Linked DNA regions of Homo sapiens: all the other regions are linked to region 3. Evidence: chromatin contacts called from ENCODE Hi-C or POLR2A ChIA-PET data. All regions are on one chromosome and are shown on one strand. Each heading gives the region's core, a stretch centred on a gene start or an enhancer-like site at or near the end of the contact. The rest is flanking DNA. Distances are from core to core; before and after follow the strand shown. Region 1 overlaps CHST11 (carbohydrate sulfotransferase 11). Region 2 holds the start of C12orf75 (chromosome 12 open reading frame 75). Region 3 holds the start of SLC41A2 (solute carrier family 41 member 2).

What was found. Hi-C counts contacts between places; a loop is a spot of excess contacts on that map. ChIA-PET counts read pairs that join two places held with the same protein, here RNA polymerase II (POLR2A). Pooled maps may share reads with other maps.
Region 1: a loop to region 3 is called in a pooled map, with 3 times the contacts of the local background. The contact joins the enhancer-like site here to the promoter of SLC41A2 in region 3. A Hi-C loop is called at or near these places in 7 of 37 single-sample maps with no recorded cell type and 3 of 50 pooled maps. POLR2A ChIA-PET finds 5 or more read pairs at or near these places in 1 of 52 experiments (GM10248).
Region 2: a pooled map shows a loop between it and region 3 (8-fold over the local background). The contact joins the promoter of C12orf75 here to the promoter of SLC41A2 in region 3. A Hi-C loop is called at or near these places in 2 of 37 single-sample maps with no recorded cell type and 9 of 50 pooled maps.

What each region holds. Positions count from the first base shown.
Region 1 is chr12:104,476,468-104,480,225 of GRCh38, reverse strand. All of the region lies in intron 1 of CHST11 (carbohydrate sulfotransferase 11), which reads right to left. Among named protein-coding and RNA genes, the nearest start is that of CHST11, 21 kb to the right of the region's middle. RefSeq lists an enhancer at 1,456-1,505. Within about 2 kb of position 1,670, at least 10 of the 41 ENCODE cell types and tissues checked have a DNase peak (open chromatin) inside an H3K27ac peak, as active enhancers do.
Region 2 is chr12:105,328,944-105,332,437 of GRCh38, reverse strand. It overlaps C12orf75 (chromosome 12 open reading frame 75), which reads right to left and starts at 1,747. Exons shown (of 6, transcript NM_001145199.2): 1 at 1,501-1,747. The coding sequence starts at 1,546. RefSeq lists an enhancer at 122-665 and silencers at 1,322-1,421, 1,452-2,111.
Region 3 is chr12:104,956,948-104,960,976 of GRCh38, reverse strand. SLC41A2 (solute carrier family 41 member 2) reads left to right here and starts at 2,687. Exons shown (of 11, transcript NM_001352171.3): 1 at 2,687-2,889. RefSeq lists silencers at 2,509-2,778, 2,969-3,298.

The sequences.
Region 1 (3,758 bases), core at 421-2,920, 480 kb after region 3:
AAGAACATGAATTTGGAGGGGGGGGCGGGGACACTATCAACTCAGTGCACTGACTAAGCAGATGTTTATGAAAGATAGGCCTGAATTCAACAGGGGCTCAGAGCACTGACCAACTAAAGTATAGAACCTTTTGCAGCAGAACTCCTGGTTGACCCCCAATATCCATTCTCTGTCTTCCTTTAGAATAAAGAAAACACAAGTTTAGCACATGACCACACGGAATGAAGACTACCTTTCCCAGCCTCCCCCACAGACATAAATGGCTGGAGCTAAGTGAGATTTAAGCAAAAGTGATGGATCCAAGGGGAATGCCCTCCGCTGGACCTCTCTCCCTCTTCCCACTGGCAGGAAGGCAGACATGGTGGTGAGCCATCTTCAACAAGTGGCATGCATACATGAGAAAAATATGTCCTGTGGCTTCTTCAAGCCATAGGAACACATTTGTCTTCTAGCAACAGGAGGTAAACAGAATCAAAAGTTCATGCGGCCATTTTCAGTCCAAATAGGTTTTCCTAGTGGCAAAAAACTTCCTAGCATACTACCTACTACCTAAGAGTGCAAGACTTTTTAAAATCTAATTATATATTTTTTACCTCTTGCCTCTCTTGGTTGTTATTCATCAGAAAAACAAGATCTGATGCCTGTCTTGGATAAGAGCATCTCCAGTTTTCTTTCTCTCACTCCCAACCTTACTCTCAAACTGGGCATGTGATCCCGGCCACACCAATGAGATTTGCTCACTCAACAGATTTTTACTGAACACTTGCTGTAGGACAGGCACCGTTCTAGGAGCTGGGGATGACAGTAAACAAAATATAAAAATCCCTGCCCTTAAGAACTTTACATTCCAGAACTTTTGTGGAAACTGCTGGAAAAAAGAAGTACTCTCTCTTTCTACTGGGACTGCTGAAAGGCTAGGATGGAGGCTGGAACCGCAGGCAGCCATCTTGCCACCATGAGGAGACAGACACAGCATGAACAATCACATGCTAGGGTGCTTGGTCTCTGCCACACTGAGTTTGGCTCAGTTCCCTGAGCCAAAAAAAAGGGGGGGCCCTTTTTTTTTGCTTAAACCAATTTGAGTTGGGTTGGGAAAGGAAGGAGTTGCATCCAATTTCTACCAATACGTTAAGAGTCCCTCAGAAAGATATCTGAGGCAAGTTTGGAAATGCCAAGTAAAGACAGGTGACTCTTTTGAAAACGGCTTTTCCTTGGACATGCCTTGGACATGCACTGTTTAAAGGCTCCTTCCATGTTGTCATTTCCAGTTTTAAAAACCTCCTTTTCAATAACCCCCTAGAATGAAGGCACCAGTTCACTGCCTCTCCCACTATGTGTTAAGAACCAAACCATGTCATCTCATCCCCCAAATGACCAGAGACTAGATGGTTCCAGTCACCTCCTGAAGCTCTTGAAATTGCCTGCCACTGCTGCTGATGGCCACAGGGAACACCACCTTTATTTCCCAAAAGGCTAAATCCCACCGGTTTTCCTCAAGGTAGTGACTGGGCCCCAACATTTCTGATAATTGCTTTCCTTCCCAGGCAAGCACCTCCATGCTCTGGGGCCCCGTGAATACTCAGCTGTTAACAGGAACAGCCTGAACTAGACTTACAGATAACCGAAGCTAACTGACCACATCCTACTTAACAGGAAACCTAATAGACAGCTATTTTAGACTTATTCTCACTTCCCCTCATCCGCTTCCATCTCGGCACTCTGCTGCTGGGAAGTCAGGGTGTACATAAAAGAGACTATGGGGAAGGGGTCAGTGGAGACTCCAGAATTCAGATATAAAAAGGCTTAGGGACGTGGACCTGGTGGAAGAGAGGTGCTGGCACTGCATTCACGTGGCAAACATCACATTTTTACTTACAGTGTATTTTGGGGTCTCTGGTATGGGCTAGTGGAAATCATTTTTTTAATGTTTAAGAAAAGAAAATAATAAAATTAAAATATACCCAGGCCTTCCTTCTGGAGATATAAGTAACAGAAATACTACACAGGAAGCTCCATCTGCCGTGTGTGTTTGTGTGTGTGTGTGTAACGATCAGCAATGTCTTTCACTTTTGCAAGAAGAAAGATACAGTTTGAGTTATGGGTTTGCTTTGGTTTTTCTCTCCCTGTCTCCCACCCCCACTTCCTGTTAGGGGGGTTGCTTCCCAAACTTGAGAGCCCCATCAACACACAGCTCCCTGGAGAGGCTTCATTCTCAGGGTGCTGCCAGCCATCACCCTTCTTAGAGTCATAGGAGACATGTGAAGAGCTCTTAGACCTTCTCACTAAATGAACTTCCTCATAACTGAATTCCTTTCTCCAATCAGTTGAGGACAATTGAGTGCACAATGCCTCCTAGAGCTATCATTGTGTCTTTCCAACTGCAGAGCAATTGTTCATTTTCCTTTCAGCTCAAGGATCGTTCCTTGTCTTAGTCCATTTGGACTGCTATATCAAAATATCCTGCACTAGGTGGCTTGTAAACTACAGAAATTTATTGCTCAAACAGTTCTGGAGGCTGGAAAGTCCAAGATCGAGGCACTGGCAGATTTGGTGTCTGGAAAGGTCCCACTTCCTGGTTCTCACTGTGTCCTCCCATGGCACAAGAGGTGAGGGTCTCTCTGGGGTCTCTTTTATAAGGGCACTAATCCCATTCATGAGGGCTCCCTCATGACCTAATCACGTCCCAAAGACCACCACCTTCTAAGAGCCTCATATTGGGGATTAGGTTTCAACACATGAATTAGGGAGAGACGCAGCATTCAGACAATAGGGTTTCTCCATATGTTTTTCCTCCTAAATCACAAAAAGAAATTTTTCTCGCAGATGCCAGCCCACGCTTTGCAGAGAGAAGTTCTTATTAGAGCACTTTGAGTCAGATGAGCCAGGGCATCCGAGCTCCACCAACTACTAGCTGGGTTACTTTAAGTTAATTACAAAACTTCTCTGAGTCCCACCTAAAAATGAGGATGAGGCCAGTTCTCCTCGCCAGGCTGTGGAGAAGACTAAATGATTTAACACCTGTAATGGGTACCTAGTGAGTAGCAGTGAAAATGTATCTTTTCATTGAATTTGAATCCTAAGGATGATCTATTATAGGACTCTTGGACAGGCACTGAGGGTATGGAGGTGGCTTTACAGCAAGCTACTTGTCCATTCATGAATCCCCCTATCCCTGGAAGCCCATTAATAAGATACTTTGTGACATCTGAAGAAAGTTCTGTTCTCTTCCCAGATCAAGTGAAACCTCTCCTTACCTTCCTTGGCTCATTCATTCAGACATGCAAGCATGTATGCAACAAACATTTATTTTATTACAAGTCTGTCATACGCCAGGGACTGGGGACACAGTTTGTGGCCTCCAGAAGCCTATAATCTAGTATGGACCAAAAACTCAATGCAAGCATGAATGTTGAGATAGAGGAAGGCTCCATCAGGAATCTGGATGACAGCTTAATCAAAGGAGCTGGGATATAGTAAGATGGACATATTCACACACTGCTGGTTGGAGCATCAATAGATACAATCTTCTAGAAAATAATTTGGTTACACTTATCAAGAGCCTTCAAAGGTTTATAACCTCTGAATTGCCCCTCTGAAATTTTATCTGAAAGGGACATTAAGAAACTCAGACAAAAGTTTAGTTTACAAAAAAAACGGCATTTTTTTAAAAGGGAAAATCTTTCTCAAAAATATTCAACAAAGGAGAATGGCAAAATGAAAATACATCCATCTGATGGAATATTACAGTGTTGTCAGAG
Region 2 (3,494 bases), core at 498-2,997, 370 kb before region 3:
ATTTTCATTTGGCAATGGTACCCCCTCCCCATCCCTAAAACTGACAAGCAGTTCATTAATAAATCAAAATGTACATGCATGAAACTAGCCTCATTTTAAGGGAAATCTGCTACAAATCCTTCCTACAATTTTTTTTAATGTGGATAACTTTTCTTCACCTTTTTTAAGTAGGCTACACATGCAGTGGATTGCATACGGCCACAGTACCTAGTAGACTGAGACACAATTTGAGTGCGGGGTGTGGCCCTGACATTGTTTCATACAAGCAGAGCTTTCTGGCCACAGGCAGGTTTGAAGCCCGTCTGCCCTCATTAGCATAAGGTGCTACACTAACCTTCCCCACTGTTAAATGAATCTAAAAAGTTCGCTCTCCTGTGGCTCTCTGCATTGTCACCAGGACAGGATTTAATTCAAGACTCAAATTGAGTCTTAAACTCCATTTTTTACCGGCGTCTGGGTTAAGGGATGTGACAGGCCCAAGGTTACAAAGTCATTGCCAGGGCCTCCACAGCCGCCTAGGAAATACCGCAGCCTCTGACTGCTGTTTGCATTTGCTGGTTAGGCTAGGATGTGGCATCTGGTTGACTTCAATTGGAGGAGATAGGAGCTCTTTATCCAAAAGGACACTGAAATAGGTCAGCAGTTATTACTCAAAACAGATCCAGGGTACCTTAAATCCCGAGACATAGGCAGGGTGAAATAGAAGGGTGAGTTTTGGCAAAAGTCACTTGACACAAAGCCTGGCTGGCCCGGGGAAGCTAGAAGACCTTGCCTGCCAATCAACATGAAGTGGTATAAAAAGAAGTTTCTATTTGTGTGTGTGTGTGTGTGTGTGTGTGTGTGTGTTTAATGAAAAGTATCTTAACAGACTGTTAATAATAAAGCTCTGTCTCACATATGTAAAACATCCTTACTGCTGCAGCTTCTCAGAGAAATCCTAAGAGCAGCCCAGCCGGTCTTCGGCATCAAGGCAGACACAGATGCGTTTTTGCAGCTCTGCTTCTAGTTCTCCCCAACCCCACTCCCACCCTTCCCCGCTTCCTGCCCCACCACCACTGCCCGAAAAGTCCTGTCTTGCTCTGCTGCACTTTTCCAGGTGCAGCGCCTTGGTTCCGAGGAGATGGGGGAGAGGCCTGGAGGAGCAAGTGTGGGAGGTGGGGGAGCGGCCGGGGACCACGTCCGGGAATCCTCTCCCCCAGGAGAGCCCTGAGACCCGCCAGCTGCAGGTGAGCCCCGGCGGCTGCAGGGGAGCCCGCGACAGTCCTCCCCGCGCTCCCTCGGCAGAGACGCCCCGCAGGCTCGACTGCTCCAGGCGCAACCGCCCCCGCGCGGGGGACTTGCCACGCTTTCGGTCTTTCCAGAAACGGGCGGTCTGCTCCTGTCCCGAAAATGGGGACGGGGAGAGGGGGCTGCGCGCCCCCCACCCAAGATCCCTGCACCCTTCCTTCCCGCCGCCTCTCCCGCCCGCCCCCGCCGGCCCCCGCCTCCCGCCGGACTCACCTTGGCCCGCGCCCGCGCTGGTGGCGGTGGAGTTCCCGCAGCCCATCGCGCAGCCGGCCGGGGAAGCCGCGCTCCGGAGCTCTCGGCCGCGGGTCCTGGGGGCGGAGACCCAGACGAAGGGCGGCGCACCCCGAGCGGGAGGCTGACGGGGCCGCGAGGGGCCAGGAACCGAGTGGGGGCCGCCCCCTCCCACCGCCGGGAGACGCGGCCCGGGGCGCAGCGGGCTGCGGGCTGCCGGGCGGAAACCACCCGGCACCCCTCGCCCCGGCCCCGCCCCGCCCGGGGACCCGCCGGACCCACCCGTCGCCCCAGCAACCTCGGCACTGGCCAATCCCCAGCCTCCTGCGCGCTTCGCGGTCGGCCATTGGTCGTTATTACGAGGGGCGGGAGTTTAAAGTGGGCCCCGGGGCGAGGGAGCGGCAAGGGGCGTGGCCGGCGCAGCGGGGTGGGGGTGCCCACCTGCCCACCCTCAGCATCCTCCTCGCCTTGTCTTTGCTTTTCTTTCCTCACTTCCCCTCCCTGCCCCAGGATGTGGGGAGGAGAGGAAGTAGCAGGGGGCACCCTGCACAGTGGACGCCCAATAAATGCTATTGACTGAATGTTGTGCAGGTCTGAAGCCAAAACCGAAATCCCCAGCTGCTTTAACAGAAGGCCAACGCAGCTCTGTTCCCCATACGCACTGCCTGGCAAAAGTTCTTCCCCAGATTGGTCATCTTGACCTATTCCTCTTTAAAACAAATGTCTGCAACGATTTCAATAACTTGGATTCAGGACCTCCTCTCTGATAAATGAGAGAACTGTGGATGGGCACGGTGCTGTACGTTTCAACATGATAGTTGGGCCAGCGTTACTGCAGTCAGACTGTCTGAGTTAAAGTCTTCGTTCTGCCCCGTGATAGCTGCGTGACCTCAGGAAAGTAACTTAACCCATTGGGTACATCCCTTGTTTCACCTATAAAATGACAGTAACTCAGGTACATATAAAGTACCTAACAAAGTTCCCTATCTTTAGTAAATATCAGCTATTATCATTATTATTATTAACTCTAATAGAAATGAATACAAATTCCTTAAAGGGAAAGACTATCTGATTTTTCATAGCGTCCTCCTGGCTTGTAATACAGACTCACTAAATGTTTTGTGAGGTGACTTCAAGCCAGGAATTAAAGCTCCATTTTAAATTCACTTAATATTTGTAGGGAGCCTAGCCTGTGCCAAGTCCTTTGTTAAGTTCCGGGGATACAAATATGTGGGAGACAGTCTAACCAGGCAGATAGATTAAAATAAATTAATTACAATATAGAAGGAATGTTAACAGAGGAATACAGGTGCCATAGAGTCCCAGAGGATGCTGGGATGCTAGTTAAAAGACTTGCCTAAGGCCAGGCATGGTAGCTTACACCTGTAAACTAGCACTTTGGGAGGCTGACACGGGCGGATCACGAGGTCAGGAGTTCGAGACCAGCCTAACATGGTGAAACCCTGTCTCTACTAAAAATACAAAGATTAATTGGGTGTGGTGGCATACACCTGTAATCCCAGCTACTTAAGAGGCTGAGGCAAGAGAATCACTTGAACCTGAGAGGTGGAGGTTGCAGTGGGCCGAGATAGCACCACTGCACTCAAGCCTGGGTGACAAAGCGAGATTCTGTCTCAAAAAAACAAAACAAAACAAAAAAAAAACAGACTTCCCTGAAACCATACTGTTGTGTTTACATAAAAATAAAAATATGAACCAGAATCAAGGACTTGGCAGGTTTTTGAACATGGCCTTTGAGGCAATGGTGCGTTCTATCATTCAGGATGCAAAATATACAGCATTCTCCATTTGAAAATTAGCTGTGGTAGCCATGTGCTGAGAGGATAATTAATTCTTGGATAAATAAAGGCATTTTTTAGTTGACTTCTAGAAGTACTGCTTCTCTACCAGCCTGTGCTGTCTTGGTTCAGTGTCCATCCTAATACATAGCCAGAACTGGGGAAAAGGGAACTATC
Region 3 (4,029 bases), core at 1,438-3,937:
TATCTTCAATCCACCATCATCTCCTAATCTCCATTGCCTGCAAACTGGTTGTCACACATCCTCTGTTGCACCCTTCTTATTAATTCTCCACTCTGCAGCCGGAATAATCTCTTTTTTTTTTTTTTTTTTTTTTTTTTAAGAGACAATGTCTCACACTCTGCTGCCCAAGCTGGAATGCAGAGGCACGATCATAGCTCACTGCAGCCTCGAGCTCCTGGGCTCAGTCAGGTGCGTGCCACCAAGCCTGGCTAATTTTATTTTATTTTTGTAGAGATGGGGGTCTTGCAATGTTGCCCAGGCTGGTCTCAAACTCCTGGCCTCTAGTGATCCTCCCACCTCAGCCTCCCAATGTGCTGGGATTACAGGTGTGAGCCACTGCATCCAGGATCATCTTTTACAAATGCAATTTTTCATGTCCAGATAGGACCTTTTCAACTCTTCATTGGCTTCTTTTGTCTTTAGGATTAAATCCAAAGTCCTTAACCTGACCCTCAAGGGCCCGCCCACCTCTCCCTCCCAGGTAGCTCTCTCAGTCTAAGCACAGTGGCCTTTTCCCAAAGCCTTCACAGACAGAGCCTCTTCCTACCAAAGGGCCTTCAAACCTGCAGTTTCCACAGCTAAATGCACTGCCCACCCCACCCCCTTCTCTATGTTGCCTGCCCTAACTCCTCCTTATTCTTCAAGGCTGAGATTAAATGTCACTTCCTCCAGGAGATCTTTCTTACCCCCTAGCACAGACACGCTCCTTTGTTATACACTCTCATAACTCTCAGGCTTTTTTCCAGCAATCACAACAGCATCACCACACAGCCTCAAGTCCAAGCCACTTGCTTCACATTTGAAGTTGCCAGCTGTCAGACGGGAGATGAAGTAGAAATGGGATTGTTGTTGTCTGCACCCATTAGGACCCAGTTTTTTACAAGGGGGCATTTCCTCGCCCGATTCCAATGTGAGTTATTTTCAGGGCTGAAATTTGATTTAAATTTGGATTCCAACTTGAAGCTTAACATATCTCCAAAGTACACACTACTTTGCGGTACTGAATGAAGAATGTAAGTAGAAGGTTGCCTGCCACATGCCATGTAATGCTCTGAAGGACGGTAGAAACCACCAGCTCTCTCAGAAAAAAATGGTGGAAGAATTTTCAAAACCAAGACAGGCTGGCTTCTGTATATGCTTTGTGTAGAAATCTTGAAAGACTACACACTCAGGGGAGGAACACATATTGGGTGGAACTTCTGCCAAACTTTCAAGAGCAGCTACTTTCTAATGATCTGTAATTCAAAAAACAACCAGAACAAAAACCAGCTGGAAATGCAGTCAAAACACTGCTTTTCCATATTCCTTGCAATTATACTTTCATTTTTAGGTGGTGAGGAACACCAGGATGAGTCATTATAAAAAGCATGACTGCAGATGGCCAAGAGTGATACCGAAGCACCCTTCACCCTGAAGGTTAAGGTTAAAGCTCAAAGTCTGATCGCAAAGCATAAGGAAAAAAAAAAAGAACATGGATAAATGTATGCTGGTGTCCTTCAGCACCAGAAAAGCTGCTACTAAATCACTGGTGTGGCTTGGAATTGGTAGAAGCTTTGATTTGAGGAAAAGAGTATCATTAGCTGTGTAATTTTGAGTTGTTGTTTTAGAGACAAGGTCTCATTTTGTGGCCCAGACTGGAGTGCAGTGATGCGATCATAGCCCGCTGCAGCCTTGAACTCCTGGGCTCAGGCGATCCTCCCACCTCAGTCTCCTAGCCACTCCAGGTCTCGCTGTGTTTGCCCAGGCTGGTCTCAAATTCCTGGCCTCAAGCGATCCTCTCGCCTGGTCCTCCCGAAGTGTTGAGGTTACACGCATGAGCCACCAATCCTGGCATTATGGCATTAGCTGTGTAATTTTTAAAATAACTGTCTTCGGACCAACACCTTTCTTTTGTTCACTGGAGTATCCCTGGGGTGTGTCTCATTCCCTGAATCATACACAGTAGATGCTCAATAGTTTTGTAAATAAAATAAATGAGCTCTCGGATTTACATGCAGACTTTGGATCAGTTTGATCTAGGTTTAAAAGCAAGTGTGGGGAAACTTGAAAAGCCTGGCACCCCAGCCAACTCTTCAGCGCCCCATGCGCTTGGCGCCTACACCTGCCTGGCACGGGGAGGGTGCTATGGGGCTGCCCTAAACCTCACCCCCTCCTGCGGTGGTTCCTGCCCGTCTCGGCTCCTGCACCGCCCACACTATGCGCTGCTGGGCCGAAAGACACGTGGTTCGGTTTTAACTCCAGTCTGCAAGAAACATGACCTCAGCCAAAAAGAGGCCGCTGGTCTGAGAAGAGAAATCATGAGTCATGGATTCGGGGGTTCGGACCTTGGAGCAGGCGGTGAAGTGGGCGTGCGTGGGCTGGTGGGGAAGAGGGATGCCGAAGGAGGCCACAGCCCTTCTCTCCTGGGCAGGCTCCCCAGAAAACTGCCCCCTTGCCGTCATCCAGCGCCCCCGTTCCCGACAGCTGTCTGCCAGGGCGCGGCCGGGGTCCGGGCGGGGCGGTGCTGTCGCTCCGGGTCGCCGCCCCGCGGGCCACATCACCAAGGCCCGGGCTTCCCCGGCGGCGGCGCGGCTGCGCTTGCGCGGGGCTGCCGCGCGGGGGCGGGGCGGCGGGGAGTCAGGGGGCCGCGGGCGCCGACGGCCGGGCTGTCAGCTTGGGGCCGCAGCCGCGCGAGGAGGCGCGGGAGCAGGAAGGAGCTGTGGGCTGGGAGCCGCTGTCCTCCCCGCCACCACCGGTGCCGGGCACCAGGTGAATGCCCCTTCCATCCCCCGCCCCTGGTGTCTCGGTCTGGTCTGAGGAGACGGGGACCCTTCTCACACCGGCCGCTGCCGCCGCCGCGCTCCGGAACAGGTGACCATGGAGGGGAAGTCTCGGCTTCGGCCGCGGCGCCGCGTTCGGGCGCATCAGGTGCGGGAGGGAGGTGGGGCCGAGAGGCCTGGGCTCGGGACCCGGCGGCGGGGGCGCGGGGAGCAGAGGGAGCGGCCCCGCCCGAGCAGCCGTGCCCCCTGCGGACGCCTCTCCGGGCCGCCGGGCAGCGCCCGAGCCCAGGCCCCCGCGCCTGCCCCACCTCGGGCTGAGGGAAGCTGTTCCGCGGCCACCGCGGACAAGCGGTCCCGGGCGCCCAAGGCAGGGACAGGCGGCGGGTGGTGTATGAGTGATGGCTGAAGGTGAGCTGGGATGGAGATGCTGCGAGGCTGGCTCGGGCACACCCCAGATGCCTGTTCAGGGCTCCGCGAGTGCCCCGTCACCCTTTTCTTTCATTCTTCTCTTTATATACACGGAGCATATCTCAAATTTAAAAGCCCAAATGCTCATTTACAGAGAGAGATGACACATATCTATGTGTTACCGATATACATTGATGTGTATATTACGTATATATGTCATCTTTTTTTTGTAGTGACAATTTTTAAATTGAGATATACATCACATGCCATAAAACTCATTCTTCTAAAGTGTGGCTTTTAATATATTCACAGAGTTTTCCAAATATGACCACTATCCAGATCATCATCCCCAAAAGAAACCCTGTCTCTCTTAGTAATCACTCCTCATTTCCCCTTGACCCCACCCCACTAGCCACCACTAATCTACTTTCTGTTTATATGGGTTTGCCTGTTGTGGAAATCTCATATAAATGGAAGCGTACAATATGTGGCTTTTTGTGTCTGGCGTCGAAAGACATACTGTAATGTTTTCAAGTTTCACTCATGTAGTATGTATCAGTACTTTACTTTTTATAGCATATTAATATTGTTGTATCAGTGTACCACATTTGTTTATTCATCAGTTGATGTACATTTGGGTTGTTTCCAGTTTTTGGCCATTGTGTGTAATGCTGCTATGCACATTTGTTTACACGTTTTTGTGGACATGTGTTTTCAGTGCTCTTGGGTATATACCTAGGAGGGCAATTGCTCCGTGTTTCACTTTTTGAGGAACTGCCAAGCAAAGCAGCTGTACCATTTTACTTTCCCACTAAGCAGTGTA